2 separate regions of the Homo sapiens genome follow, and region 1 is linked to region 2. Evidence: chromatin loops called from intact Hi-C (ENCODE). Cell type or tissue: ascending aorta. All regions are shown on one strand. Each heading gives the region's core, and the rest is flanking DNA. Links, peaks and the distances in the headings are about the cores only. Region 1 overlaps OSBPL9 (oxysterol binding protein like 9). Region 2 overlaps OSBPL9 (oxysterol binding protein like 9).

Region 1 (16,098 bases), core at 3,178-11,177, 100 kb after region 2:
AAATGTGTTGTATATTTTCTGTTGGAGATATGTTAGTTTTAACATTATAGTTCCATACATGAAGTGGTTAGCTTTGTGTTTGAAAGAGAAGCTTTAGTTAAGTTTTATTTATTTTTAAGTTTTTAAAATTTTTATTTTTGAGACAGGGTCTCACTCTGTCATTCAGGCTGGAGTGCAGTGGTACGATCAGGGCTCACTGTAGTTTTGACCTCCCAGGCCTCAGGCTCCCAAGTAGCTGGGACCACAGGCACACACACCACACTTGGCTGATTTTTAATTTTTGTAGAGAGGAGTCTCCCTATGTTGCTCAGGCTGGTCTCAAACTCTTGGGCTCAAGCAGTCTTCCTGCCTCAGCCTCCCAGTGTGCTGGGATTATACAAGCATGAGGCACCATGCCTGGAATAATTTAAATAAAATAAAATATTACAGAGTTTTGTTTGTTTGTTACCTTAACATTTATTTGGTGATCTATGTTGACTTTTTGAAAAATTTACTCCAGCTAGACTTGCATACTTTCTTATTATGAAGCTGACACAGAAGTGCACAGAATAAAAACTGCAAGTCCTCTTTACTCTCCCCCCAGTAATTTGCATACATGTATGTGCATATACACTTATGTCGTGTATTTTTATTGTTTTTGTTTAAACCTAACTTAGGTTATGTGTTTCTGTGACTTGCGTTTTTCCTTTAACAAAGAACACTTAGAGCACTTTCCATGTTTGTAAAATTAGGTCTACAGCATTCTTTTTACAGCTGCCTGGGCAGGTATTGCTTGTTTTTTCCACTGATGGAAGCAATACTTCAGTGATATCCTTGTACAGCACCTTTGGCATATGTATATTTTTTTAGAAAACATTTATCAGTCTTTCACCTTTTTGCCAGTTTTATAGTTAGAAAAAAGATACTTCATTTTAATTTGCATTTTCTTTTTGTTTGTTTAAACGTTTTGTTTTTTGTTTTTGAGATGGAGTCTCACTCTGTTGCCCAGGCTGGAGTCCAGTGGCACTGTCTCGACTCACTGCACCCTCCACTTCCTGGGTTGAGGTGATTCTCCTGCCTCAGCCTCCTGAGTAGCTGGGATTAAAGATGTGCGCCACCACGCCCCACAAATTTTTGTATTTTTAGTAGAGACGGCATTTCACTATGTTGGCCAGGCTGGTCTCGAGCTTCTGACCTCAGGTGATCTGTCCACCTCCACCTCCCAAAGTGCTGGGATTACAGGTGTGAGCCACCGCGCCCAGCCTGCATTTTCTTAATTCGTTTAGGCTTAGGGTCTTTATTTTTTCTCTGTTTTACAGGGATACTATCAGTGTTAGATACTAGATTTATCTTGTTTTAAAATTAATTAAATGTATGTTGAATAACTTGTAGAACCAAACTCAAGGAAGCATCTAGCACTTTTCACACTGTTAAACCTGGAAACCAAAACCAAAACCACTCTTGAAGAAGTGGGAGATCAGCCCCTTTTGTTCATCCTCAGATTTTTTTCCCGGGTAGGATTTTTCCTGTGTAATGATGAATAATTACCCTGTGATTTAAAAAATTCGAATTAGTAAAAGTACTGATGCTATTACTTTGATCTTTACTATTTAACAGCATGGGCAGTTGCCTTTGAATTTTGAAAGAAAAAAAATAGCTCTCTTACTTGAAGCTCTTGGGAAAAGGCTGATAAGCAATTTGAATAATGAAATTGAAATATTTTGGCTGACTTCTGTATTTCCTGAGCTGTGTCACCTCTTCTTCATTTAAAAAATAGTACCTGTTTGTTGTTGTTCGTATTTTTATGTTGGAATTTTGAAACAACCAAAATTCCAAAATTTTTCTGTTTGGAAATACGTAAAACTAGCAACAGACTTTGAGAAAGTGAGAAGCTCTTCTTATGTATATTAATTTTTGTAAAAATTACTTCCAGAAGATAATCTTCTGAAAACTATTTCAGTTGAAGGTATTTCAAAAATCTAACACTTTAGAGTAGATTTAAAGAAAAATTTAAAATTAAATTCCTGTGATTTATATCTTATTTGATTTTTCATCCTAACTTCATTTTCTCCACTTTTCTTTCCCTTACTTCTCTTGTTAATACAAAAAAGAAATAAAGGAATAAGATAAAATGTTTGCTCTCCTAAGTAAATCTCAGATCTTTTGTTTGCAGTTCCCACTCAAACTTTTCTTCTTAGATACAGTTTCACTTGTGTGATCACCTGGAATATTTGCATGCTACTTAATCATTTGCAATTCTTGATCAATTTTTTTTTTATTCCAATAAGAAAAAGCTGCTTTTCTCTCTTACTTTTTCTGTTGGGTAATAAAAAGAATATGAAGTTATTTACTAATAAGGTGAGCTACCTTTGGAATTTCCAAAATAAGCATTACCTTTTAGGGGTTAAACTTTTTGTGTTATCTTTTTAAAATACCTTTGTGAATATGATGACTAAATGTGGCAAACTGATGTGCTTTTTTTCACAACTATTGAACCATACATATAGGAATGGGCAAAAAATCCGTAAGTGACTCTGGATTCTTTTTTTTTTTTTTTTGAGACAAGGTCTCACTCTGTTTACCCAGGCTGTAATGCAATGGCACAAACACAACTCACTGCAGCCTCGACCTCCTCAGATTAAGTGATCCTGCCCCAGCCTGTCGTGTAGCTGAGACCACAGGCACATGCCACCATGCCCAGCTAATTTATTTATCTATTTTTTTAAGAGATGGGGCTCTCACTTTGTTGCACAGGCTGGTCTTGAACTCCTGGCCTCAAGCAGTCCTCCCAACTGGTCCTCCCAAAGTGCTGGAATTACAGGCATGAGCCATTGTGCCTAGCCTGGATTCATTTTTATTGCTGTCTTCAATTTCTTCCAGAACTGTGGCCCTGGCTTTCAGATTGCCATCAGTGTCTTAATAAACTTTAGTCTTCACCAGACATCTGTAGATTAGTATAAATTGCCTGACTGACAGCCCTTAAATGCTCAGTAAGTTAAATTGATCTTAATACTCCATTTGTCGATTGGTTTGATACTTTTTTGTTCTTGCTTTACTAGTAGATAAGGTACCAGATGATCATCTCAGAGATTAGATGGCAGGCTTCTTTGTCTGGGTCTTCATTAATTTCCATTTCTTTAGTTAGACTATTTAGGAATAGAAAAATGTTCTTCTGAATCTTTTCATTTTCTGCATTCTTCTCATCGTAGTCCTCTATTTTTATCTCCACCTCTGAGCCCCTGACTTAGGTGGAAAAGAGGAGAGGAATTTGGATGGTGTGTGTATTTTCCATGTGATTGCCAAAAAATATTGAATGATAGGAATGTGATATCCTGCAATATTTTAATGTTTATGTGGTCTTAATATTCTTTTCATTTTGCATTCCCAGTGGCTCACTGCTGCATTTTTAGGTATCTGGATCTGCAGTGTAAAATAAGAGTCCCGGCATCCCATTGTAATCATATCTGTTGTTGGACTTGCAACTCCACAACTCATATAATCAAAAGGGCCCCCTTCCTAGTATTAATGATAATCTTTAATTATAGAATGAGGACATAGCTTTTTGTTTCATTTATTTAAAAGGCTGTGTCCTCATTTTATATCATGATTTGCCATTTTCTGTGTGGAGTTTAAATGTTGATTTTCTTTATAAATACTGTAGCGACTTTTACAAACTTAACCAAACTCTTTTTTGATTTTAGAAAAGTCTGCTTTGACTCCATCTCCCTAGTTTCTTCTCTTTCACCAATATTTTTCTCTAAAACCCTTTTAACTTCCTAGGCAGTGGCCATTCACCACCGAGTAGCAGTCTCACTTCTCCAAGCCACGTGAACTTGTCTCCAAATACAGTCCCAGAGTTCTCTTACTCCAGCAGTGAAGATGAATTTTATGATGCTGATGAATTCCATCAAAGTGGCTCATCCCCAAAGCGCTTAATAGAGTGAGTAGATGAACAGAATATGTATTTAAATGATTCTCCTGATTTTTAAAAATCTAATTTGATTTTGAGACTAGTGTTAATGACAGACTTGCCTCATCAGTTATTATTTGGGAAAATTAAAAGGGCAACCTTTTTAATAGAAGTTTTTTTATTGATGTATAATAGTTGTATGGACAACTTGTTTTTGGTTGGCTTATTGAGCAAAGCCAGTTCTGTGAGAGTTTTGATTTTAGTCCTAAGTTAATCCAAGTGGAATAAATAGCATCACCTATAGTAATGTGCCAGCGTTATTAGTTGAACCCTGGCCGTTTCTACAGTACCAACATTAGGAGAGGGTCCAATGAGAGTGAATAAGCTATGAAGCATTATACAAATAAGAGGTTTCTATTACTTTTTTCTTTTTTTAATTAGAGTGGAAATATTCAACACCTATCAGCCAGGCACTGTGCTAGGTTGATATCAAGGTTACAAAGATCCAGGCCCTGCCCACAGGGAACTTTTGGGGGAATAGGCAGACATTTATAATCTAATGAAATACGTGGTATGGTATCTTAGTCCCTTTAAGCTGCCATAACAAAATACAGTAATCTAGGTAGCTTATAAACAACAGAAATTTATTTCCTACAGTGTTATGGAGCAAAAGGGGCTTGCTGCCCAATGTGCTAGAAGCCATTACTAAGTCCCAGGTTTTTGAGGAAAGAAAAGCTTTTTATTGCAAGTCTACTTACAGGGAAATGGAAGTCCACCTCAAATCTGTCTCTCTGCACTGGCTTTAAGGCACTAATTTTATTTAAAAACGTTTAGGGAGGCCAAGTGTGGTGGCTCACGCCTGTAATCCCAGCACTTTGGGAGGCTGAGGCTGGCAGATCATGAGGTCAGGAGTTCGAGACCAGCCTGACCAACATGGTGAAACCATCTCTACTAAAAATACCAAAAAAAAAAAAAAATTAGCCAGGCATGGTGGTACATGCCTATAAATTCCAGCTACTCAGGAGGCTGAGGCAGGAGAATCACTTGAACCTGGGAGGCGGAGGTTGCAGTGAGCTGAGATCACACCACTGCACTCTAGCCTGGGCAACAGAGCAAGACTCTGTTTCCAAACAAACAACAACAACAAAAACAGTTTAGGGAGCCAGGTGTGGTGGCTTATGCCCCTAATCTCAGCAATCTGGGAGGCTGAGGTGGGAGGATCAGTTGAGCCCAGGAGTTTGAGACCAGCTTGGGCAACATGGTAAAACCCTGTCTCTAAAAAAATACAAAAATTAGCTGAGTGTGGTGGCACACGCCTGTCGTCCTAGCTACTCGGGAGGCTAAGATGGGAGAATCTCTTGAACACAGGAGGTGTAGGTTGCAGTGAGCCGAGATTGGGCTGCTGTACTCCAGCCTGGGTGACAAGAGTGAGACTCTGTCTTAAAAAAAAAAAAAAAAGAAGTAGAATTACTGATTTACTTTCATTTTACTTGTGTTTGTTGTAGATGTATTAATAGCTTAGTTTTTGTTGGGAATTACTTCTAATTCTGCTTTCTCAGGGGACTGTTACTATACTGTTACTATAGCTAGGGTTTTTGCTTTTTAACACAGTACAAATTTGGAAATAATTAAATGTAAATTTGCAAGCCAATTACCTTCAGCCAGTCCTATGTGGTCTAGGTGAATATATATAGTTAAGACGTGGAAGGGAGGTTTAAATCTACAACTAAAGAAGGCCAGTGTAGCAGAAAGGGCTTAGTTTAGCATATTGGTTTCTTTTTTTCATTTTGAATGTTAAAACATAAACTATTGAGAAACCATTGTTAGCAGTTTGCCAATAGAAATTTAATTTTGGAAAAAAAGTTTTTATAATAATGGGGTTAAAAGAAAATAAGCATTTGGAAGAAAATTCGAAAATGAAAGGTTATTATTAATTTTTGAAGGGTTCAGTCATTATTTTATTTAAAAGAGAATTAAAGACCGTCTTTTTTTTTTTTTTTTTTTTTTTTTTTGAGACACAGTCTTTGTCGCCCAGGCTGGAGTGCAGTGGCGCCATCTTGGCTCACTGCAAGCTCCGCCTCCCGGGTTCACGCCATTTTCCTGCCTCAGCCTCCCGAGTAGCTGGGACTACAGGCGCCCGCCACCACGCCTGGCTAGTTTTTTGTATTTTTAGTAGAGACGGGGTTTCACCGTGTTAGCCAGGATGGTCTCGATCTCCTGACCTCATGATCAGCCCGCCTCGGCCTCCCAAAGTGCTGGGATTACAGGCATGAGCCACCGCGCCCAGCCTTTTTTGAGACGGAGTTTTGCTCTTGTTGCCCAGGCTGGAGTGCAATGGTGCAATCTCGGCCTCCTGGGTTCAAGCAATTCTCCTGCCTCAGCCTCCTGAATAGCTGGGATTACAGGTGCCCACCACCATGCCCAGCTAATTTTTGTACTTTTAGTAGAGGAGGGGTTTTGCCATGTTGGCCAGGCTGGTGTCGAACTCCTGACCTCAGGCTGTCCGCCTGCCTCGGCCTCCCAAAGTGCTGGGATCACAGGCATGAGCCACTGCACCTGGCCTAAAGACAATACATTAGCTATTGTTCTAAAAAAGTGCAATTGAATGTCACTTGCTAGTAAATCACTCATGTATCCATCCTTTAAAAGCATATGACTGTATTCAGTAAAAGCTTGATAATATGTGGTTAGCTCTTGGTAACATCACTGATAGACACTCTCTGGCTCCGTTTTGAGGGATTCTCCCAAAATTTCTATGAAATCGAAACATTTAAAACACCTGTTGTACCTGTAATAGGCAGGTCTACAAAGTCATGCACAGGCTCATGGGCTTCTTCTATTCCTGCTGTTAAGGTTCCTTCTATGCTCTCCCAGTACCCTGTCCCATAATAAACACACAGTTCATGAACATCTCTTTGAAAGGGTCCAGAGTTAAGTTTTTATGTCCAACTAACCCACTCTGTGTTCCTTTTCTCCCTCAATTTCACTCTTCCTTGTTTGTATATTCTAATCTAGAAGCCCAAACCAGTAAGGACTGCAGATGTTTTATTTGGGCAGCACAGTGTTCTGTTGACTTGTTTTTTGTTTTGTTTTAACAAGGCTTTAGATTCTTTCAGGTTGGGTATGCTGACTCCCCAGTTCCATATATATCTTATGTCTTGGTCCTATCCACATATTCTCTGCCTGGCATCTGTAGCTATTTGAGCTTGTGACACCTGCTGGTCATCAGCTGCTACTGCTGATTTTCTAACTGAGGTCAAATTTCTTTTTACTATTTTTTGTTTTTCTCTTTCTGAAGGAAGAGAACTTGAAAGCTTAAGTCCTTTCACTGTTCTTTTTCTAAAGACCTATACTAATGATAGCTTCTGTGTAACTATGGCACTGAGCACTGTAGTTTACACATTTATAAATTAGATAAAAGTACATGTTGGAAAGAACTTGTACTTTGGAGCCAGACGTGTTTGAAATGGCTCCACTACTCACCAGCTGTATGACTTCAGACCAGTCATTGAACCTCCGAGCGTCTGTGTATTATGAGCGTCATTGTGTTTTCCTTAGGGTTGTAATGTAGATATAGACATACCGTGTATGGTGCATACAAGGTACTCGATAAATTATTATTATAATTCATAGCTTTAAATTGTTTTTGCATACTTTATGATTTTATGCCTAAATTCTAGACAACTTAGCCCATTGCAGATAAAACTTTCCTGTATACATAGGTGTTGTTTTTAACTGTTTTCTTTATATCATTTGTTCTGAACAAGGTAAATTATGAAATGGCTGAAAATTTATCCCATTTTTTTTCAATTTACAGTCTTACTGAGTATTTCACTTGGCTCAGACATGGTTTCTAATCATGGGTAAGGAGAAAAAACACAGCATAAATAGGACCTTTGAAATTACATCTAAAATAAGATTCATATGTTATAGGATTTGGGGTTTTTAGGTCAATTGATTTAAAAGATTGACTCTATTTTGAGATACATCACAGAGGCACAAAGCATTTTAAAGGTAACTTTCATGCTTTTTTTTGAGACAGAGGGTCTCACTCTATCACTCAGGCTAGAGTGCAGTGGCACGAACACAGCTCACTATAGCCTCAACCTCATGGGCTCAAGTGATCCTCCCACCTCAGCCGCCCCAGTAGCTGGAACCACAGGCACACACCACCATGCCCAGCTAATTTTTTTTTTTTTTTTGAGACAGAATCTCACTCTGTCGCCCAAACTGGAGCTGGAGTGCAGAGGTGCGATGTCGGCTTATTGCAACCTCCACCTCCCAGGTTCAAACGATTCTCATGTCTCAGTCTCCAAAGTAGCTGGGACTACAGGCGCATGCCACCACGCTCGGCTAACTTTTTGTATTTTTAGTAGAGATGGGGCTTCACCATGTTAACCAGGCTGGTCTTGAACTCCTCACCTCAAGTGATCTGCCCACCTTGGCTTTACAAAGTGCTGGGATTACAAGCCTGAGCCACCATGCCCAGCCTAATTTTTTATTTTTTGTAGAGATGGGGTCTCACCATGTTACCCAGGCTAGACTCAAACTCCTGGGCTCAAGTGATCCTCTTGCCTTGGCCTCCCAAAGTGTTGGAATTACAGGCGTGAGCCATCATGCCTGGCCCCAGTTCTGTCATTTAATGATCATTTGATTTCTCTTACCTGTATCTTTTAGACATATTTTCCATTGCCTCTCAAAACTGGTGAGGTGGACATTAGTTATAATACCTTGTGATATATACTACTAAATAATCAAAGAAGTAATACTTAGTTACTCAAGAAATTTTGAAAAATAGGTAAGTAACCAGGGCAAACTAGAATAACATAATATATTCTAATTTTAGAATATCCTAATATTCTAGTGTTCTAATACAGGCAGAGCCCAGAGGATTTTTACAGCAGTGAAACTATTCTGTATGATACAATGGTGGATACATGTTGTCATATATTTATCAAAACCGATAGAACAGGCAACTCCAAGAGTGAACCCTAATATAAACTGTAGACTTTGAGTGATAATGATGTGTCAATGTAGGCTCATTGGTTGTAAGAAATATACCTCTCTGGTATGGGATGTTGATCATGAGGGAGGTTTGCAGGTGTGGAGACAGGGAATGTATGCATGCTGTCTATATTTTCTGTTCAGTTTTGCCATGAACCTAAAACTGCTCTAAAAATAAAGTTTATTAATTTAAAAAAATTAAAAGAAGTTAAGTAACAAGGGCAAATTATGATTAGATTAGAATACATGTTTTCGCACGTGTAGAGTTGTAATAAGACTCATGTGTACTGTTTTATAAATATCTAAAGCGTGAGAAATTTGATTTCAATTTTTACATTTAATAAGTAAATTGTGTGCCTTTTTTATTTTTCCTTTATTTATATACAAATACCAACTGGGTGTGGTGGCTCACACCTGTAAACCCAGTGACTTGGGTGGCTGAGGTGGGAGGATCACTTGAGGCCAGGAGTTCGAGTCCATCCTGGGCAACATAAGGAGACCTTGTCTCTTAAGAAAAATATAAATATACGTGCGTGTGCGCGCACACACACACACTTCCATCGGTAAATTATGATCACAGGTATGATAATCTATTAATAATAGAATAATCTTTCTTTAGACCTGTTAACTGGCTCATAAAAGCCAGTTAGCATGAATTTACTTGCATAAATAAGATGTTTTTTTATTTTATAATTTCAAGTACAGTTTTTTAATGATTAGGAAGAGTGTTAATACCAATGTGGGCTTTTATTAAAGGATCTCAAACATAAAGACAAGACATGTTTCTGAGACTTGCCGTTTCTGGAATTGTTGCCAAGAATTGTGACATATTTAGATTTATACCCAGTAACAAAATCATAAAAGGAACTCTAGTTTTAAACTTAAATGCAGAGGCAAAGATCTCACTAATTTTTGATGACTTCTAGGTCTTGACTATCAACATGGCTTTGTTGAGCACATCCTGTGCATAAAGGATAAGACAAGAGACCTTGTCATCAAGAGAATTCTAAAGCATATATATGCATGCATGTAACCAGCTAACTGTACGAGTCTAGCTTACTATGATTCTAAATTGCTTTCTTTAGCTTAAATAAGGTAATTAATGTTTTTATAGTTCTTCTGGATCTGCCTCAGTCCTGACACACAGCAGCTCGGGAAATAGTCTAAAACGCCCAGATACCACAGAATCACTTAATTCTTCCTTGTCCAATGGAACAAGTGATGCTGGTAAGTGACCTTTGATAATTTAACTTTTTTTTCTTTAAAAATATTTGTGGCCAGATGTGGTGGCTCATGCCGTAATCCCAGCACTTTGGGAGACCGAGGTGGGCAGATCACTTGAGGTCCGGAGTTCAAGACCAGCCTGACCAACATGGTGAAACCCCATCTCTACTAAAAAAATACAAAAAATTAGCTGGGCATGGTGGTGCGTGCCTGTAATCCCAGCTGCCAAGGAGGCTGATTCAGGAGAATTGCTTGAACCTGGAAGATGGAGGTTTACAGTGAGCCAAGATCGTGCCATTGCACTCCAGCCTGGGCGAAAGAATGAGACTCCATCTCAAACAAACAAACAAACAAAATTGTAATTCTAGTATCAGGACAGATTGGCCCAATTTAGCACCATTCTAATAAGATCTGCTTTATTTTAGACCTGTTTGATTCACATGATGACAGAGATGATGATGCGGAGGCAGGGTCTGTGGAGGAGCACAAGAGCGTTATCATGCATCTCTTGTCGCAGGTTAGACTTGGAATGGATCTTACTAAGGTAAGACCAAATTTGCTGTAAGTCTGTGTGGGTATGTATGGATTCTCAGTGATTGCGTGGTGAGTGTGCCTGCAAATGTAGTAAAATGACATAATTTCTTTTTATACCTGTGTCTTCTTGTGATTTAATATAGATGTAGATAAGTAAACAAAATTTTATAAATGATGAAATAAGTCAAGCTAGGATAATTTCATAGAGAACAGTGTGTATGAGTTGTATGGATTAAGATTTGGTAGAGTTCTAATCTTAGGGTCAGAGGATCTGTGTTTTCGTCCTACCTCTAATATTAGCAAACCACGCACGGTCTTCAGTGAGTTTCTTCTGTTTCTTCCTCTGTGGACTTCAGGGTTCTCTATGCAAATTGGACACATAGTAACCTGTTTCAGAGGGTTATTGTAAGGATTGGAAGAGGTAGTAAATGTAAAATTGTGACATATTTGTGACCTCTGTCTCCCAGGTTCAAGCGATTCTCCTGCCTCAGCCTCCTTGGTAGCTGGGACTACAGGCACGCAAAATGACACATATTGAGTCATGCAAAATTACCATAGTCTGGATTTGAATTTGAATTTAAACTTGGAGCTCTCAACAGAATGCATGCTTGAATTAGGAGACTGGTGTATGGGTGCCTTTGTATATTCCTGCCACTGTGCTAGAAAACCCCCTCCTTTCACTTAATTCTCACCACAGTACCACAGAGTAGGTGTTATTAACTTCATTTCATCAGGAAACTAAAACTCAGAAGTTAAGTAATGTGGCTGAGTCGTGTTAAGTCATATTAAGTGGCAGACTGAGATTCTAATCTGCTCCATGATTTTAAAACCTGTAATCTTTCCACTACTGCCTTTGTCTTGAAGGCTTGAACTGTATTAACTTTCATATTGATTATTGTTCTGCCGAGCTTTGGGGAGTTGATTAAATTTAGAGTTCTCACTTTTGTTAGGGCAAAATCAATTCCAGTGTTATAGTCTTTGTCAGTAGTGAACTCCTTTTTGTTTTGGATTTAGAGGGCCATTAAGAAAAAGACTAATTCATAATACCTTCAAGTAAGTGTCTGTAATAAAACCTTTTACCCCTAATCTAAGTGAGAACAGAGACACAAGGACAACTTTTATTTGTGGAGCCCAACACACTTACTAGGAATGTTCTAGGTAGGAGAACATTTGCAGGAGTTTGTCCCCGGAATTGCTTCAGTAATCATTAGATTGTACAGCTGCTGGCGTTGTTGTTGTTGTTGTTGTTGTTGTTGTTGTTGTTGTTAGGAAGGACGTTGTTTTCCAGGAGTGGCTCATTAGGCTTCCTGTTGAATCTCATTGGCCAGTATCAGGCATATGCTCGTGCCTAAACCTGCCACTGGCAAGGGGGAGGCTAAATGATTGGTTTAAATGAATCCACATTCACCCCTTGAGACGTGGAAGAGAAGGCCATGGCAGCCCACAGCTGAACCTGAACTGAATCAGAGTTCTTGGGGGTGAAGCATGGATGGGGAGAGGCAACCAGATGTATTTGCCACAATCAAGTTTGTAATTCTTGCCTCACATAATTTTCTCTGCCAAATAAACCATATTTGAGTCCATAGCTGCTAAAAGCTTGTTATATTATAAATGATATTATCATAATTATTTTTTACTGAATGTGTTTAAAATAAGTCATTTTTGAAATTTTTATTGGCACAAATGGCTGTGATTGCCAACAGATTCTGAAATCTTGGTTCCTTTTATGCATTCCAAAGTATTGTTACAATAATGCCTTAAATTTGTGTCTTTTATAAGAATGTTTTCTCACTTCAGATACTTTCCAAAAAGAGTTTGTTTTCCAAATACTTTGTAGTTTTTAAAAATACTACACAGTCACATCCCATTTAACCTCACTCAGTCTTTAAAATAAAAGAACCCTAACATATAAGCAGGGCATGTAATTATCTTCCTTTTCAGGTACTTAGAGAAATTGAGTTAATTTTTCAGGGCCTCCTCACAGCTAAGAAGAGGCTAAACAAGCTCTTGAACCCAGGTTGAAGACAGCTAAACCCAGCTCTCTTCATCACTGTTACAGCAGTTTGACTTAATAGCATGTATCAGTATAGCACTACAAACATTGAAGAAAATCTGTTAAATAAGAGTTCTCAGAAAAATCCTAAGTAGAAGAAAAAAATATTTATTTTTTTTAAATTACGTGTGAAATTAAACTTTTTAAAAATGTTTTTTGGCTGTTCAGTTCCTTTGTCCATTTATCTACTGGAGTAGTGATCTTCATCTTGAGTTGTAAGAGCTGTTTATACATTAAAGGTATTTATCCATGTTTTCTTCTTCAGCATTTTTACTCGGTGGTTTATAATTCTGCGTTATCTAAAGTGGTAAGAAGTTGTACCAAGGCAGTATATAAGCTTCCCTGCTAATCTAACCCTATTTGGATTATGAATTTACATGTTCTGTGGAAGAAAAATGTTTACCTAAAATTTAAATGCTGAGAGTCTGATAATAGAGATTCTAAGTGTTACAGTCTTAGTGTCCCTTTCCAAGCTTGTGTTCATCAGCCCACTTTATATTTTCATTATATGTCCAGCCACACTGGTTCACTGATTAATCCCTGTCACACCCCTCTTCCTATCCTTTCCTTGTCTTTTTTTTTTTCTCCCGTCTCCATGTCTTGTTCTTTTATCACAGCCTTACTCTTCTTTAAGGCTTTTCTCTAGTGCCACCTCAATAAATTGTTTCCCAGCTCTGCCCTCATTCTGTTCCCCCAAACAGAGCATGATCTTTCCTTGAACTGAACTTCCAGGGTGCTTAGAGCATTCTTGTATGATGTTTGTCACATTCCACCTACAATTTAAATGCTCTTGTTATTCTCTCATACTTACCTTTGTCTCCACCATAGCTTGCTTGCATTTATTTATTTATTTATTTATTTAGAGATGGGGTCTTGCTCTGTCACCCAGGCTGGAGTATAGTGGTGCAATCTTGGCTCACGGCAACCTCTGCCTCCTGGGTTCAAGTGATTCTCCTGCCTCAGCCTCTCGAGTAGCTGGGACTACGGGTGTGCGCCACCACACTCAGGTAATTTTTGTATTTTTAGTAGAGACGGGGTTTCACTGTGTTGGCCAGGCTGGTCTCGAACTCCTGACCTCGGGTGATCCACCCACCTCAGCCTCCCAAAGTGCTGGGATTATAGGCACAAGCCAGTATGCCCAGCCTCCACCACAGCTTTTAACACAGGACCTTGAATATAGTGGATATGTAGTTATTACTAAATGTTAAGAAATTTTTGCTTACTCTGGGGTGTTCTACTTCGTAATGAATAATTGATAATCTGATACTCATTTCAAAAACTCTTCTCCCATTCCCATTCTCTAATGAAATTCTTCTCTTTTTTTCATTGGTTAATCATCTTTCTCATGTCTTCCCGTATTCCAGTTTGTTGGTTCCCAGTCTGTATTCTTTTCTTCTTTTTGTTTATTCCTTTAATTGCTCATTTAAAAGTTTCTTACTGTGTAAATAGTAGTGAGAGCGCGAGTGTGAATAAAACTTAATTCTTGGATTGTAGGTGCTCATCATGTATTTCCTATACACTTGTCTAATGATGATAGAGCAACAGCAGTAGAAAGTGCACACACGCCCCAAACTCAGATCCAGTTTGAATTCCACATTAATAATGGGACAATTAATAGTGGGACGCTGAGCTTCATATTTCTTCACTGTAATAATTTCTTCATCATAGGGCTATTGTAATATAATATGTATGTAATATACAAATAATAAAATAATGTATATGTAATGTCCAGCAGATAGGAGGCATCAAAGGATTCCTCTGAGTGAGTTTGTTGAGTAGTTTGTTGTTGTTACTATACTTAGGGAGAAAAAGGAAGTTTCACAGAGGAAGTGACATTTGAACATTCAAAAGTCTTTCTCTGTTTTTGATCTGCTAGGCAGGTTAATGGTCATTTCTGAATCTGACAGGTTGAGAATTAGTTTTTGGAGCATGCCTGGGCAATATGTGGTGGATGTTACCATGATTTGAATGAGGTGGTGTTTTGTTTTGTTTTCTTTTTTTTTTTTTTAGTCTGTTTATCTGAAGAGAAATTTGATCTTCAAGGGTCAAATGTGTATGTTTTTCAGGTAGTTCTTCCAACGTTTATTCTTGAAAGAAGATCTCTTTTAGAAATGTATGCAGACTTTTTTGCACATCCGGACCTGTTTGTGAGGTATTTGACTGAACATGGTAGTTTCCAACGTTTACAGATGTTACTCAGCAGCTTTCTGCCTTTTATTTTGCAGGATAGATGGATTCCTTGTCACCTTTCAAACATTTCTGGGTATTCTGTGGTATTGAATAATGTGTTTACACTGGTTGCCTGTTTGCTTAAAGTTATATGGTGGCGATGTTAGGCAACCAAGTTTAACACTTTAAAAAATTCTCAAGAGCCCGTTAATAGGTAGCCAATATTCACAAGGCCAATGGTATAAGTTTATTTAATCCAGGCACTGGCAATCACTGTCAAATTATTTGTACTATATCCTAATGAAGCTTAATTTTCTGAGTTCAGCAAACCTTTCCAAAGCACCTGTTGTTTGCTAGGCACTTTCTTACAAGTTGGAGAAAGGAAAAGTCATGTCTGCCCTTGAGCTTACAATATAGTATCCAAATTATAGATGATTTATAAATTTTAAATATAAAGCTTGCAATATTATATATGTGTATATGTATGAGATAGAAGTAATGTAAAGGTGAAATTGATTTACAAGGAGGTGAGTTCACATTGCCTTTCGCTGGTAGCAGGAAATTTTTTTGTAATGGGGAATGTTGTTAGTTCGTCTTCTCTGCATTCCTTAGTCTCAGACTGTGGTTTACTGAAGCTAGATACATATCACTGAAGTTTCTTGCTGGGTGGATACATTGGCTGACATTGATAAATATATATTTTTTTTTTCTTGATGAAGATTTAAAAGAATAACCAATTCCCCAAAGGCAGAAATTTAAATAAATATGGCAGTGTTTAAATTAACAGATAATTTAAGAAGTAAAATTTAAGCATTTATTAGTAACGTGTAAGCAAAAATGGAACGTACCAGTTGTTCATTGGGTATAGATTTGAGATTTAAGGGTAGTTTTTATGTGTGAGAATTTAAACTTTGAGGCCCCCAGAACTATTTACAGGCCAGTTGCAGTGGCTCATGCCTGTAATCCCAGCACTTTGGGAGGCCAAAGTAGAAGGATTGCTTGAAGCCAGGAGTTTGAGACCAGCCAGGGCAACACAGCACAACCCTGTCCCTACAAAAAAAAATTTTTAATAATAAGCCAGGCTTGGTGGTGTGCACCTGTAGTTCCAGCTACTTGGGAGGCTAAGGCAGGAGGGTCATGCAGTCCCAGCAATTTGAGGCTGGGACTGTGAGCTATAATCACACCACTGCAGCTTGGGTGACAGAGCAAGACCCTGTCTTAAAAA
Region 2 (16,098 bases), core at 2,843-10,842:
TTGAAAATATCCTCCCTTGGGCAAGATGTAAACATCTATTTAATCTCTGTGATTGGTACATAGATGTCATTAGTGCTCTATTTTATGAATGTTTATACTATTTCATAATTACAAATTAAAAATTAAATGAAAAAGAAAGTGATGGAAGAATATATTCCAGGCAAGTGCTAACCATAAGAAAGCTGGGAAACAGAATTAATATCAGACATAGAATACTAAGAAAAGAAATTAAATTGTTATGGAAAAAGAGAATACCAAAGACGCAGTATCACATAGATAACATTCTTTGACAACAATGGAAAAAATTAGAAATCCCTTGATGAAACAGTAGCCACCCACCTCACACACATACTTCTGAATAATTCATTGGTGGAAGTAGAAATGATAATAGAAATTGTGAAATATTTAAGTCTGAACGATAATGAGAAAACCACATGTTAAAACTGCATCTATGGAAGTCTGATTTATAATCTTAAATGAATATATTACAAGACAGATTGAGAATTAATGATCTAAACATTAAAATTTTAAAATTAGGTAAAGAAAAGAAATAGCAAAGGAAATAGAAAGAAGAAAATAACAAAAAGAATACACTAATGAAATGGGAAATAAACAGTAGAGAGCATAAACCAACTGAACTGTGATTCTGTGAAAAAAGTAATAAAATAAACCCTGGTTAGATTGGGAGGAAAAAAACGAAGGCACAAATAAATAATATTAAGAATGAAAAAAAGAAAAGTACGTAATAGTAGAGATGAAAAATTGTCAGGAAGCTACTACAAATACATTTTGCCAATAAATTTGAAAGCTTATATGAAAATGGATAATTTCTCAAAAAAGCATAAATCAACAAAATTAGGCTGTCAAAGAACTTGACAAGGTGATTCTAAAAGTCATTTAAAATTTGGGAAAGGGGAGAGATATTTTTAAAGAATAAGGAGTTGGTGGACTTGCCACTCCAGATATTAAGTTTTTAACTGAAACTATGGTAATTAAAATGGTATGGTGGTGTTATAAGAGACAGAAATAGATTAGCGGAATGGAAGAGAAAGCTGAAAAACAGAACCATTTGGATTTGGGTCTTGGAGAAAGCTGGAAATTTGGTATATGATAGAGCGTTACAAATCAGACATTATCACTTAGTAAATGAAACTGGATCAATTGGGTGTCCATATGAAAAAAAGAAGATTACTCTTTACCCCATGTGATACACAAAAACAAATTTCAGATGTATAAGAGGTATAAAATGAAATTTTAAACTTAGAAAAAAAGCATAGGTGATATCTTTATGATGTCAAGATAGAGCAGAAAGCATAAACCACAATGGCAAATATTTGTGGATTTGACAACATTCAAAATTTAAAACCTTTGAACAAAAAAAGATACCACAGTCAAAGGGAAAAGACAACTCATGGATAGAAGAGAAAATACTTAAAATACATCAGTTGGCAAAGGATTAATATTCTGTGTATATATAAATAACTCCTGCATATTAATAAAGAAGACAAAAAGAAAATCCCCCCAAATGCATACAAATCTGTAAAAAAGACAAAAGAATTCTCAAAATGTAGAAAAGTTACATACTTTCAATTCATGTAAGGGGGAATAAGAAGGTAAAATATTGAATGCAAAAGCAAAGCAAATTGTTTACCACTCTCTTACTGGCATCTAGGCCAGTGCCTAGAAATTCAATAAATACTTGTTGAATCAATGAATGAATGATGCTAAAGTAGGTCCTCCATGCAGCGTCTTCTTTAGTGAGCAGGTTGAACTGCAAGCCATTCTGCTCCCTTCTATATTATTGATTCTGTCACTCCTCTCTAGACTGTATGTTCCTCCAGGGCATAGACATGTTTTGTATCCCTTGGCTGTTACTGTTCTTGGCCCAGAATAGGTATTTAATAAGTTTGTTGAAGTAATTAGTGAATATTGTTTACTGTCACCATGTCCTGTTAAGAACAGGCTTTGGATCAGGGTTTGCAAGACCTAGTATTCTTCTCCCTTTTAGTTGTTGGACTTTTGGCAAACTTAAAAAAAATTTTTTTTAAACCTGAGTCTCAGTTTCTTAATCTCTAAAGAAGAGTAGTGACCTGTTCTGCCTAAATCTCAGGGACCACATTTAAATGCACTATGTGAATGTAAATAGACTTCCAATGTCATTTAAGCAGTGATGAAAAGTATGTGGTTGTAGAGTTATAATGGGAGTAGCTATGCTGTGTATTCTTAGCACTGTCTACATTCCTTTTAGGAGCCTGTGAGCAATCTATGTCTCAGAGGAGTCATCATTCTTTTTTATTATCTTTGGAACCAGTTCACCAGCCTACTTTTCGCAAAGGGAGATTGGCCCCAAAATAGCCAGAATTTTGTTTCTCTTTTTTTACCCCAAGCCGTGAGAGCAAAACTATCTGTCTGTCTTTGGCATCAGAATGATGATTCATGTCTGAAGTATGTCTGTGTGTATAGAAAAAAAACGAAAAGAGAGAAAGTCAGGAAATTCATCCAGTGGGACAAGACTGTGTAGCTCTAGTTTCTTTTTGGTGCCTTGATAGTGTGACCCTGGAGCAACAGGCACCTTGGTGACCTCAAGTACTGATAGAACTTTAAGAAGCTGACCATCTGAAACCTTCAGAAAAAAATCATGAGAGGTCACTGAAAGATGTATATGTTTATTATGTTGGCACAATGGGGGTCATAAAAGTGGAGTTGAAAGAAAAACATTGATATTTTTGTGGGTTAGTATAACAAATAACTTTTCTTAACAACAGAACACCATTTCATATATAGATTATCAAAGGGAGTTTTGCTTTACCAGATATAATCAAAAAAATACTCTAAACCCAGATAAAGGGAGAGGAAGGATGTCTCAGGCAGAGGGAACATGTGCAAAAAATGGTGGTAGGAGAGAAATTGGGGCAATTGGTAAACCTTAAGCTATTTAAGTGTAGAATAGAGAGGTAGGCATGGAGCAAATCACTAAGGGCCTTGTAGGCTAGGCTGTGGCGGAGAGTGACCACATCCCTTAAACCAGAACTGCTTGAGAATGAAAGGGGGATCTATTCATTATTGAGCCAGGACAACAGGAATAATCCAGGATTGTTCCTGGCAAACCAGGTCGTATGGTCACCTTGTGTGAAGGTGAAGAAGAACCATTGGTGTGGTAACATATCCTCCAAGGAATGGAAGGTTAAAATAAATTATAAACTAGAGGATTGGACAGCTGAATAATCTTGACTAAAAGGGAATGAGAGAGGCTGGCCAATTGCTTGGTTAGGACATGGAATTGAAAAGGGCTGTTGTTAAAGAGTATAAAGACTTGAGTCTTGAGTATGTGTAAATGCAGTTGGGAAAAAGAGAGAGAGAGACAGAGAAGAGAAATAGAGACCAGGAAGAGAGAGACAGAAATTGAAAATTGGCAGGGATATGGAGCATGAGTGTGGAAGGACTGGGTTTTCGATAGAAGAATGGATGCCTTTTCCATTATGATAAGTGGAAAGGAAGCATGCTGGGTTTAGATGCAAGTGAGTCTTCAGGTGGGAGGGCACATCAGGAAGGTTTAGAATTTCTACCCGATGGCTGCTTTTGTTGTTGGGAGTCCTAGCCAATGAATAAAGCAATAAAAGACATATAAGGTGTAAGGCTTGGAGTAGAAGTAATAAGACTATTATTCACAGCAACTTAATCGAGCATATGGAAAATCCAAAAGAATCTATAGATATAACTATTAGAATTGAGAATTGAATCTAGCAAGATAAGCAGATACAAAGTCATTATATAAAAATCAACGAATTTTTTTTTTTTTTTTTTTTGAGACAGAGTCTCGCTCTGTCGCCCAGGGTGGAGTGCAGTGGCGTGATCTCGGCTCACTGTAAGCTCCACCTCCCAGGTTCACGCCATTCTCCTGCCTCAGCCTCCTGAGTAGCTAGGACTACAGGCGCCCACCACCAGGCCTGGCTAATTTTTTGTATTTTTAGTAGAGATGGGGTTTCACCGTGTTAGCCAGGATGGTCTTGATCACCTGACCTCATGATCTGCCCGCCTTGGCCTCCCAAAGTACTGGGATTACAGGCATGAGCCACCGCACCTGGCCAATCAGTGATATTTCTGTATACTAACAACTGGCAATCAGAACATGAATTTTTTTAAATGGAGAACATTTATAATAGCATCAAAAAGCATCAAATTTTTAGGAATAAATATTAACAAAAGATGAGTGAGACCTCTACTCAGGAAATGATAAAACATTATTGAAATTTAAAAAGACCTAAATAAATGACAGTCTATTTATTTAGACTGGCAAATCCCAGTTTATTTCTAGTCATTTGAGTCATTATGCTGGCAAGTGTGTGTGTGTGTGTGTGTGTGTGTGTGTAAAACGTGTGTAGCTGACTAAAAATTTATGAAGAGTCAAGAGTATCCATTCCTGATTCCTGCCTTCTCAGCCAACATACAGAACCCAGTAGAAATGGTGATTTGCTTTCCTCTGCCCCTTTGGGGATGGCTGGCTATGACTATGTTCAAGATGTTTATTTATTAAAAAACTTTTTTTAAATTGGAGGATTTACTCCACCTGATATCCAAATGTAAAGCCTTCCAGAAGATAATGTAGGAGAATATTTTCATGGCCTTGGGACTGGGAAAGACTTCTTAAAGGAGACATAGAAAGCAGAACTATAAAATGTAAAGTCAATACACTGTCCTACATTAAAGTTAAGAATTCTTCATCAAAAGATATCATTATGTGAGTGCAAAAGCAGGCAACAGAGTAGAAGTAGATACTTGCTTAATTTATAACCATTGAAGGGCTCATACCCATGATATAGAAAGAACTCCTACAAGTCATTAGAAAAAGATAGTCCAGTCTTGTCAATGGAGAAGAAACTTAAACTATTTCACAAAAGAGGATCTTCAAATGGTCAGAAACCATGAAAACATACTTAACCTTGTCAGTTATTAGGGAAGTGGAAGTTAAAACCATGATGAGATGTCACTACTTACCTGCCAAGAATAACTAAGGTGAAAAACTGTTAGTGAAGTTATTGGAACAGTTGAAACTGTCGTATACCACTGATGGGAGTATAGCTGACACAACCACTTTTGAGGACGATTTGATAGTATCTCCTAAACCTGATATATGCATATCCTGTGACCTAGCAAATTTACTTTCCTAGATTTGTATTTAATATAAATACATGTATAACAAAAGATATGAATAAGAATATTCATAGGAGCTTTATTCTAATAACGTAAAACTGAAAACAACATAAATGTCCATGCACAATGGAATTGATAATTGTGGGTCTATACAGAGGAATGATATATATAGCAATAAAAGTGAACAAACTACTGCTTCATGCAACAATATGGATGAATCTTACAAACATGGTGCATGAAAGAAGCCAGACACAAAGGAAAATAAGTGGTGTGAGTCCATTTGTATACAATTCAAAGACAGGGCCAGGCATGATGACTCCTGCCTGTAATCCCAGCACTTTGAGAGGCTGGGATGGGTGGATCACTTGAGGCCAGGAGTTTGAGACCAGCTTGGCCAACATGGTGAACCCTGTCTCTACAAAAAATATAAAAATTAGCCGGGCGTGTGGTGATGCATGCCTGTAATCCCAGTTACTCAAGAGGCTGAGGCACAAATATCACTTGAGCCTCAGAAGCAGAGGTTGCAGTGAGCTGAGATCATGCCACTGCAGTCCAACCTTGGCAACAGAGTAAGACTCTGTTTCAAAAATAAATAAATAAATAAATAAGTTCAAAGACAGACTAAACTAATTGTTATATTAGAACTAAGGATAGTATTTATCTTTGGAATGGAGGGTTGGGTTAATGATTAGGAAGTGTTACAAGGGGAGCTTTTCTGTTCATTGAGCTGTACACTTGTGATTTGTATATATGTTACATTTCAATGTAGTGTTATTTTCAGATGAGATAGTATATGTAAAATGCTTAGCATAATGCCTCACTCATGAAAATGAGTTCAGTTCAATAGCTGGCAGCATTAACTATTTACTGTGGTTTAGTGCTCTGTGATGATAAGATTCACGGCAGTGTTATCCAACAGACCTTTCTGCAGTGATTAAAATGTTCTGTATTTGTGCTGTTCAGTTTCATAGTCATTAGCCACAAGTGGCTGTTGAACATTTGAAGTATGACTAGTGTGACTAAGGGACTTACTTTATTTATTTATTTAGTTTTTGAGACAGAGTTTCGCTCTTGTTTCCCAGGCTGGAGTGCAATGGGGCAGTCTTGGTTCACGGCAACCTCCAGCTCCCGGCTTCAAGTGATTCTCCTGCCTCAGCCTCCCGAGTAGCTGGGATTACAGGCTTGCACCACCATGCCTGGCTAATTTTGTATTTTTAGTAGAGACGGGGTTTCTCCATGTTGGTCAGACTGGTCTTGAACTCCCGACCTCAGGTGATCTGCCAGCCTTGGCCTCCCAAAGTGGTGGGATTACAGGCATGAGCCACTGCGCCCGGCCTGAGGGACTTATTTTAAATTTTTACTTAACTTTAATTAGAACTTAAATACCCAATATGTGGCTAATGGCTATTGTATTGGACAGTGTGGATGTAGGGTTTTTGTCATAGGAAATGAAGGACTGAAGGAGAATAGCAATGTAGTTCATTTGAGTAATTCAACAAATCAAGACACTGAGAGACCAGAGCATCAGATCAATTGTGCATATATACACTGAAGAATGCTCAGGATCATGACAAGACCTGATTGGAGTAGGAGACTGTTAGCTAGGTTCGAGTCTTCAAAGAAGCCTTCGATTAGAGAGGGGAAAGTGCAAAGGTCCAGAAAGTAATGTTTTTTTCCATATAGACTATCTAAAGTACGCAGCGAGAAATGTTTCTGCAGCAGCAACAGGTGCTCCAGAGAAATGTTTTGTGTATATATATATATTTTTTTAGAGTCTCGCTCTGTCACCCAGGCTGGAGTGCAGTGGTGCGATCTTGGCTCACAGCAATCTCTGCCTTGAAGTGATTCTCCTGCCTCGGCCTCCTGAGTAGCTGGGATTACAGGCATGCGCCACCATGCCTGGCTAATTTTTGTATTTTTAGTAGAGACAGGGTTTCAACATGTTGACCAGGCTGGTCTCAAACCCCTGACCTCAGGTGATCCGCCCGCCTCGGCCTCCCAAAGGGCTAGGATTACAGGTGTGAGCCGCCGCACCCGGCCTCCGGAGAAGTTCTGTACAACAAAACTAAAGTAGTAATGTGGTCATTGGAGATCTGTGAGAGAGAAGTTTGGTGCCGTGAGAGGAAGGAAGCCAGCTTGCAAGAGTGGATGGAAGGTTAAGGTACAGCCAATTTTCAAAAAGCTCCTCTCTGAAAGCAATGTGAGGAGATGTGGTAGCTAGAGGGAGATGTGGGATTTTGCTTTTGTTTAACAAATGGTGAGAAATAGAGCTTGAAGAATGACCTTAAAAAGTGAAATTGCTTGGTGTTTTTAAAAATTTAAAATATTAAAATAATTATTTTAAAAATTTAAGATCCTCAGTCATACTAGTCATATTTCAAATGTTCAGTAGCCACTTGTTGCTAGTGACTATTAAACTGAACAGTACAAATACAGAACATTTTAATCACTGCAGAAAGTTCTGTTGGATAACACTGCCGTCAATCTTGTCATCACAGAGCACTAAACCACAGTGACTAGTTAATGCTGCCAGCTATTGCACTGAACTCATTTTCATGAGTGAGGTATGTGGAAGAAATGTGGAAGCTGAATTCATATGGGGTGTCTGTGAGGTGGGGCAGAAGGAAGCTGGGTGACGATAGTGGAAATGTTGGTTGGGCCAGATTTTGAACAGCCTTGAATGACATTATGAAGTAATGCTGACTTTATCTGTTAGTTCATAGAGAGCCAAGGAAGGTTTTAAACATGTGAGTCTCTAATAAGAGTCTGTGCTTCAGAAATATTACTCCGGCAATAGCAAGGACTGTGAACTAACTGTAAAGTGTCCAGACTGAAGGCAGGCAGATTGTTACCAAACAAGAAACGATGAAAGCCTGAATTACAGAAGTAGCAGAGAGGATGGAGACAAGTTGGTGAACTTAATAGTTGAGAGGTAGAATGAGCACAGCCTGTGGTAATGGAACAAGGGGTAGTTGTACAGACCTGGAGGTTTCTACCAGAGTTGACTAGGTGACTTGTTGAGCTTACATTTGGGTTCTTAATTAAGGAACTCAAGAGAAAGAGCAGGCATTTGAGAGTGGAGTGAGTTGCAATAGCTTTGTTGAGATATAATACATATACTATGCAATTTATCAACTTGGAGTATCCAATTTATGTTTTTAGTATATTCACAGAGTTGTTCAACCATCATCATAGTCAATTTTAGAATGTTTTCATCACCTTGTAAAGAAATCTAGTATACCCATTAGCAGCCATTCCCCATTTCACCCCAACCCTCCCAGCACTAGACAACCACTAATCTACTGTCAGTCTATGAATTTACCTATTCTGGACATTTTTTGTAAGTAGAATCATGTAACATGTGATCCTTAGTGACTAGCTTCTTTCACTTAGCATACTGTTTTCAAGGTTCATCCAGAGAGAGATAACTTTTCGCCCTGTATTATAGTCACCTCTTTGCATGTTTTATCTCCTGTACTGGATATAAGTGCCTTGAAGGCAGGGCATATATTCCAGAGCTGTATATTGCATATATTTTGGTATTTAGTTATGGCTCAGGAAATATTTGATACATCACAAGTTAGAAGGTTAACTCAGTTAATCACAAATTACATTAACCAGAATGAGCTGTTTCTGCACGTGCTTACCCACTGAAGTGTGTCTGTATTTGCTGTCGTGGAATAGCTAGGTTCCATGCCAATGGTGATCTGGTACTGGTTCTGCTGTTAAGGCTTTGTGTGACCTTGGGCAAGTCATTATACTCTCTGGAGACACTTTCCCTATTTGAAAATGGAGATAAAATTTCCTACCCCATCTGACACTGAGGAATAAGTAAAGTAATTCAAGTAGGTGGAATTTGGATAGAGTTGGGGTTCATCCAGATAGCCTCTGGGGAAGAAATGAATAAATGTTTGATCCTATTCCCTAATATTCCTGGTATAGGAGTAGTCCCCCTATGTAGCCTTTTTTCATGGGATTAGGTATTTTGTCCCCTTGAGTCATTTCAACTCCCTTGTCAAGGTCTCTGGTTTTATCAAGGGCACACGGCTTCTCTTATCACCTGAGGCATTTGACCTATTCTGTGTTCTGTAGTCTTTCTCTCTGGAATACTTAAGATACTTTTTTCTTAAGGACATTGAACAATAGATTCCCTATTTTGCTTAGTTTCCTGTCTCTTATCTTAATTCCTGTTGTCTTCACAGAATGCATGTAGTTGAATATTAAGAAAAGGGGGCCAGGTGTGGTGGCGCACTCCTGTAATCCCAGCACTTTGGGAGACTGAGGCAGGCAGATCACTTGAGGTCAGAAGTTCGAGACCAGCCTGGCCAACAAGGTGAAACCCTGTCTGTACTAAAAATACAAAAGTTAGCCGGGTGTGGTGGCACACGCTTGTAATCCCAGCTACTTGGGAGGCTGAGGCAGGAGAATCACTTGAACCTGGGAGGTGGAGGTTGCAGTGAGCCGAGATCGTGCCACTGCACTCCAGCCTGGGTGACAGCCTAGGCAACAGGGTGAGACTCTGTCTCAAAAAATAGTAATAAAAAAGTATTTTTTAAAAGGGTTAAAACCTACCCAGTCCGCCTTCCCAAAACAACTTGTAAATTCAGTTCCCCATTGTGTGTGCCTGCCCACCCCCCAGTTTGGAGAGTTGTTTGTGCTCTTATTTAGAAACATATACTAAGTATGTACTTAAGTGCCATGTATCAAATAAAATAGTCCTTGATTTCTAAGATTTCATAGTGGTTCTGTAGGAAGATGCTGACATATGAACAGATAATCACAGTATACTGTGAAAAGTGCTCTTGGAGGGCAATGTACAAGTGGTTATGGAAGCACTTGGAAGAAGGGGTTGGGACAGTGTTTTGAAGCAAATGTCACCTGGCATTTCTACACTAACAAGTATATACTATCACAGAAGCAGCCTGCTGAAGAGCACCTGCCTTCTTTCAGCCTTACAACAACCTGGTGAGGTGTAGGTTTTTGACTCCCATTTTAGAGAGCATTCTGAAGTTCAGAAAGGCTCAGTGGCTGGCTCTTAAAACACAGATCCTAGATTCAGCTTCTGTGTTTGTCCCTTCCGCCTCCCAGCACATCTATGCCCTTAAGGAAGGCATAGAATGTACCTGTACATGGTACTAGAGTGTCCTGCCAGCTCCTCTCCTTTAGTTCTTTCTCCTTAAGCAAAACTAGAGTCTCAGTTTCCTCTTTTCTGTGTCTAGCCTGCTTCCAGTGTCGTTGGTGCATTGAGTATTCCAGGGCTATAGCAGTAGTGAATATTGCTGATGTCATTGTTTGCCTTATTGGGATTTTGCTCTTTGTTTCACAGGGAGCTGTGATTGGTATAGACGATGAGGACGACAGCACCTTCACAATAACTGTTGATCAGAAAACCTTCCATTTCCAGGGTGAGCTGAAAGAAGAGATTCTTTCTCTTCATAGTCCCATCTGCTTCTTTTCTTCTCTTTTGGGTTGTTTGCTGGATGACTTGAATGGTTTTGCAACTGATCCTGCATGAACGAGTGCATAGGAACATTCTGGATGAAGTGGTACTGCAGGTTAGGCAGGGATTTGTATCTGCAATGGATGTAGATCGATTTGAAACGACTGTGGATCTGGCTGCAGTTGGAGATGAAAATTTTAAAGGATAAAAATCAGTGAAGGGAGAGAGTAATGGGCTGCTGCTGCTGCTGGCTTGTGTTTACAGAAGGTTGCTGATCTTCTTTATCAAGGAGTATGGTTCTGCTTCTGCATGAAGAGTCTAAAGACTGATTGTGAAGGTTGCAGTGTTTGTCTGTGTAAAACTCAAAATATAAATTAAATTGAAGCTTAGTGGCAACCTTTGGCTTAAAGGTTTTGCTCTGCTTCAAGAACTACAAGTTTGCATTCATTTCATCTGTATTTCTGTGTTTTGTTTGCCAGCCATCATTTCTCTGCTATTATCCTTTTTATAGTTAAATGCCATCTGCCACTGCTATGTTTCGGCATTGCATGCTATGGTTCACCGGTAGAAAGGGTAAGGTACTGTATGATCATTCTCATTTCATTTTGCTTTGAAAACTCTAAACCAGCAAATAAAAGTCAATTTTAATGATCTTGTCCTAAGTACCTCTTGTCTATTAGGAGTGACTGTTAGTTTTAGTATTAATGGTTTTGTTATTTTGCCTTTCCAGAGTAATCTCTCTTTTATGTTTCGAGCAGTTCAAGAAACTTAGAAATGAAAAGATTTGGAGAGGTTAGCACTTTCTCTCAACTACAAGTAACAGTGCACTGTTAGAGATGCTAGGTATGCCAAGATAAATAAATATTAAATACATTTATTGCTTAAAAATGTTTTGGTTATGAAGTCTAACAGAGGCCAGATATGTTATATGAGGTGTTTAGGCAGCTGTTGTCTTTTTGTGCTAGGATAGTGAATTGCAGTTATTTTTCTTCATTGTCTTCTTTCAGAAATTGACAGATAGTAATGAAAGATGCAGGTTATATTCAACAAACCTAAACCAGTGTACTCAATAGTGATATCTCTAATGCTTTCTTCCACATAACCTTAAAATATTTACTGTGTTTGATGATATAATTTATTCAGAGCTGCTTTAATAACGATGCTGTCCTGAAATTTTCTACTATATTTAACTTCATAAAACATTTTAAATCCTATTATGAAAGCCCAGAGTTTTTATTTTTAAGTTAAATATGTAATGCTGCCTATAAATCAGCAGGTAATTCCTACACTCTGGAACTCTTTACTTGAATGAAGTTGAATATTTTAATGCATTTCAAGAAAGAGCTGCTGGGTGCAGGTAAGGCTGCAGTATGGAATTCTCTTCTCTGCAGTTACTAAGAAGGAGACACCTCCTTTGGACCCTCAGAAGCTGTACCTCTACCTTCTGATTTACTTTTAAATTATTTATGTCCCCTTTGGCACTCTCATACTTATTTGGCTTATAAAACAAGAAATATTCCTCAGGAAGGATTTAAATGATAAGAGTTATGCACATTTTAAAAATGGATTCATAGTTCTGAAACTGTCAGAATAATTAGTTTATTTTCTATTGTAGTAGTTATGGGAGTTTTAGCATGAGATCTGGATTTTGCAAAGAACTTGGTAAGACTGTATTTTTTTTTCGTTAATGAGAGCTATTTCACATTCATAGGTCCTTGATCATAAAATCCCTGCAAATTTGATACAAAGTTATCAGTGTCTGAGAGATCTTAAATTCTTGATTAGAATTGAAAGCAAATTTTAGCTATATATGTGAACATATCTTTAAATGTGCTGAAGTTTTTATTGAATACACCAGTTTTTTTTTAAGCAAATGAAATATCAGTTGATGCATTATAAAACAAATTCTACTGTCAACTATTAAAGGGAAAGCTAGAGTTTGTTCAGATACATTCATTTATTCATTCAACATCTATTTTAGACATTATTCTGGGGATACAGTGGTATACAAAACAGATAAAATTCCTTGCCCCTTGAGTCATCCATTCCAGGAAAGGAGAAAGGTAATCAACACGATCAACATGATAAGTTAGTAAAATATAAGTAAATGAGAGTGATAAGTCCTGGGGAGAAAAAAATAAAATACGAAAGGAGAAAATGAAATAGAGGTGAGGTTGCAGGGAGAGGGGAAGTGTTGAAATTTTAAATAGGGTAGCTAGGGAAAGACTCACTGAGATGGTGCCTTTTTAGTGAAGAGCTGAAGAAAGTCAGGGAACAAAGTATATGGCTATGTTGGTGGGGGAGGTGGGGTGAATACATCATTTCTTTGCCTGGAATGACGTACCCACCCTGCCTTCCTCCCCAACACAGTCATATACTTTGTTTTGTTTTTCTTTTTGTAGTTTATACTCATATATTTGAAGAACAGCTAGAGGTCAGCTCTGGCTGGAGTGCAGATAACCATGGGTGGAGAGTAATGGAGAATGAAATCTGAGAGGACACAGGAAGTCCAACCATATGAGGCCTTTATAAGGGCATTGAATTTGACTGAGATAAAAGGCCATTAGAAGGTTTTGAGCAGAGGAGTGACATGGTGTGATTTATGTTTTAACAGGATGACTCTGGCCACTGTGTTGGGAGTAAAATTCAGAGGGGCAAGGACAGAAGTAGGGAAACTATTTCTGCAGTAAGAGGCTGTTGTAAACCAGAAGAGAGGTGGTAGTGGCTCCCACATGGTAGCAGTGGAGATGGGGAGATAGTGAGAAGTGGTCGAATTGTGTGCATGTTTAATCACCTTTATTGAGGTGTAATTAACATACAATAAAATGTACACAATATACAGTTAGGCATTTTAATCAGTTTATTTACTCATGACTACCACCACAATCAAGATATAGATTCCATCACTCCAAAAGATTCCTTTATGCTCCTGTCAGTCAGTCCCCAGCCCCAGCCCCCGGCCCCAGGCAACTACTTTTCTGCTTTCTATCATTGTAGAATAGATGTTTTGTTAGGAGAATTTCACATAAATGGAATCATACCATATGTACTCTCTTTTCTGGCTTTATTTTAGCTCAGCATAATGTTTTTAAGATTCATCTATGTTGTTGTATATATTAATAGTTCCTTTTATATTGCTAAGTAATACTTCATTGTATGACAGTATATTTATTCTGAAGGTTGAGCTGTAACATATGACAGAAAGACAAGTCTAGGTTGAGTAACAAGAATGGAGTTGCCATTAACTGAAGTGGAAGATTGCAGGAGGAACTAGTTTTGGGAGGGTGAGGGAAATGTGGGCATCAGAGCTTAGCTTTGGACATGTTTACTAAACAAGTTTTAAATGTCCACCAAATAGGCAAATGGAGATGTCAAGTAGGCAGTTGGAGTTCAGTGGAAAAGTTTGGTCTGCAGAAATAGAGTTGGGAGTCATTGGCACATAGATGGTATTGAAAGCCACAAGAATTTGGGAATAAATGTTGAGAGAAAAGAGGTCCAACTACAGAGCCCTGGGGCACTCAAACATTTATTGAGAGGGCGCAAGATGAGGTAAAACCAGCAAAAGAGATTGAGAAGAAGCAACCAAAAAGGAGGAGGAAAACCAAATGAATGTGGTACTTTGGAAGCCACAAGAAAAGGTGTTTCTAGGAGGAGAGAAGGATCAGCAACTATGTCAAATGCTACTGACAGATCAAATAAGATGAGGATTGAGAAATGATTACAGGATTTAATACTGAGAAGTTTATTGGTAACCTTGAGAAGAGTGATTTTAAGATAGGAGTGGAGACAGTGCATTCAAGTTTTGATGTAAAGGGAAGATGAGAAATATAGCAGTAACCGGAAGGGGAAATGGGAGCAAGGGAGCTTTTGTTTTGTTTTTGTAGGATAAGAGAAATAATAGCATTTCTATGTTGTTGGCAGTGATTCAGTAAACAGGGAAGAATTGATGATGCAAGAGAGAAAGGAGAGAGTTGCTGGATCAGTGTCCTGGAGAAAGCAAGAGAGAATGGGATCTAACACACAGGTGGGAGCAGTGTCTTTGGCTTGGAGCATGGGCAGTTTATTCATAGTGTTATAACATAGCTGTGGTTGTTGATGAGACCTTAAATAGATTAAAGCAGTGATAATAGGGAGGAAAATGGACTAGATTTGAGATTTTAAAAAATCTATAGGAACTGGGGCACAGTGGTATGCACCTGTAGTCCTAGCTATTCAGGAGGCTGAGGCCAGAGGACCACTTGAGCCCAGGAGTTTAAGACTGTAGTGTTCTATGATCACACCTGGTGCATAGCCACTGCACTCCAGCCTGGGCAATATAGTGATGCCCTGTCTCTAAAAAAGTTTTTTTTTTTTTTTTAATCTGTAGGAACTGGTAATTGCTCAGAAATGGGAGGTGAGAGAATTTGGGTACTAAGGGTGATGCTCTTGGCTTGGCTTACTGTTGGATGTTGTCAACTCCTTCCTTCCTTCCTTCCTTCCTCTCCCTCTCTCTTTCTTTCCTTTGTTTTCTTCTTCTTCTTTTTTTTTTTTTTTCAGGGCCTTGCTCTGTCACCCAGGCTGGAGTGTAGTGGCATGATCATGGCTCACTGCAGCCTCGACTTGCTGGACTCAAGTGATCCTCCCACCTTAGCCTCCCAGGTAGCTGGAACTACTAAAAAAATTAGCCTGCACCACCATGGCTGACTAATTTTTTTTTTAATAAAAAATTTTTATTGTAATAGTTATTTTTTGAGTTAAAATTTATATGTGTGTATGTTTAATCAACTTTATTGAGGTATAACTCACTATGTTGCCAGGGCTGGTCTTGAATTCCTGGGCCCAAGCAATCCTCCTGCCTTAGCCTCCCAAATTACTGGGATTTCAGGTGTTAGCCATTGTGCCTCACTGTCAGCATCTGAAATAGAGAATATAGGAGAGCAGAGGTAGTGGTGAGGGACCTCTTATGTTTAAGGTGTCTGTGGGACACATAGATGATGGTAATTGGATCTGAGTCTGGGCTGGAAATGGAGATTTGTGATCGTCAGCATACTGCTGGTAGGTAGAACTAGAAGTTGAAAATATGAATGCCTAACGGCTAGGCAGATAAGTACAGTCAAGTGCTGCATAAGGACATTTAGGTCAACGATGGACCACATATATGATGGTGGTTCTATAAGATTATAATACCATATTTTTACTGTACTTTTTCTATGTTTAGATACACAAATACTTACCATTGTGTTGTAGTTGCCCTCAGTATTGAGTCCAGTAACATACTCTATAGCAGGGCATCAAATCTTTTGCCTTCCCTGGGCCACATTGGAAGAAGAATTGTCTTGGGTCACACATAAAATACACTAACGATAGCTGATGAGCTAAAAAAGAAAATTACAAAAAAACCTCATAATGTTTTAAGAAAGTTTATGTATTTGTATTGGGCTGCATTCAAAGCCATCCTGTGCTACATGCAGCCTGTGGGCAGCAGATTGGACAAGCTTGCAGGTTTATAGCCTAGGAATGATAGCCAA

What was found. Peaks named below come from ENCODE experiments on the same cell type or tissue, not always from the same donor. Only the 100,000 strongest peaks of a DNase experiment are listed, where the experiment ranks them.
Region 1: a loop joins it to region 2, with 2.0 times the contacts of the local background. A loop is called at or near these places in 9 of 110 quality-filtered maps.

What each region holds. Positions count from the first base shown.
Region 1 is chr1:51,762,063-51,778,160 of GRCh38, forward strand. OSBPL9 (oxysterol binding protein like 9) reads left to right here. Exons shown (of 24, transcript NM_024586.6): 12 at 3,760-3,919; 13 at 10,008-10,120; 14 at 10,543-10,661; 15 at 14,771-14,856. Among named protein-coding and RNA genes, the nearest start is that of MIR761, 66 kb to the right of the region's middle. In ascending aorta, for the core only: a CTCF peak has its summit at 7,102 (motif pointing left); no DNase peak of the experiment used is centred there; H3K27ac peaks cover 1,119 bases.
Region 2 is chr1:51,658,957-51,675,054 of GRCh38, forward strand. OSBPL9 (oxysterol binding protein like 9) reads left to right here. Exons shown (of 24, transcript NM_024586.6): 3 at 10,478-10,556. Among named protein-coding and RNA genes, the nearest start is that of OSBPL9, 50 kb to the left of the region's middle. In ascending aorta, for the core only: no CTCF peak of the experiment used is centred there; a DNase peak (open chromatin) is centred at 7,695; H3K4me3 peaks cover 372 bases; H3K27ac peaks cover 6,594 bases.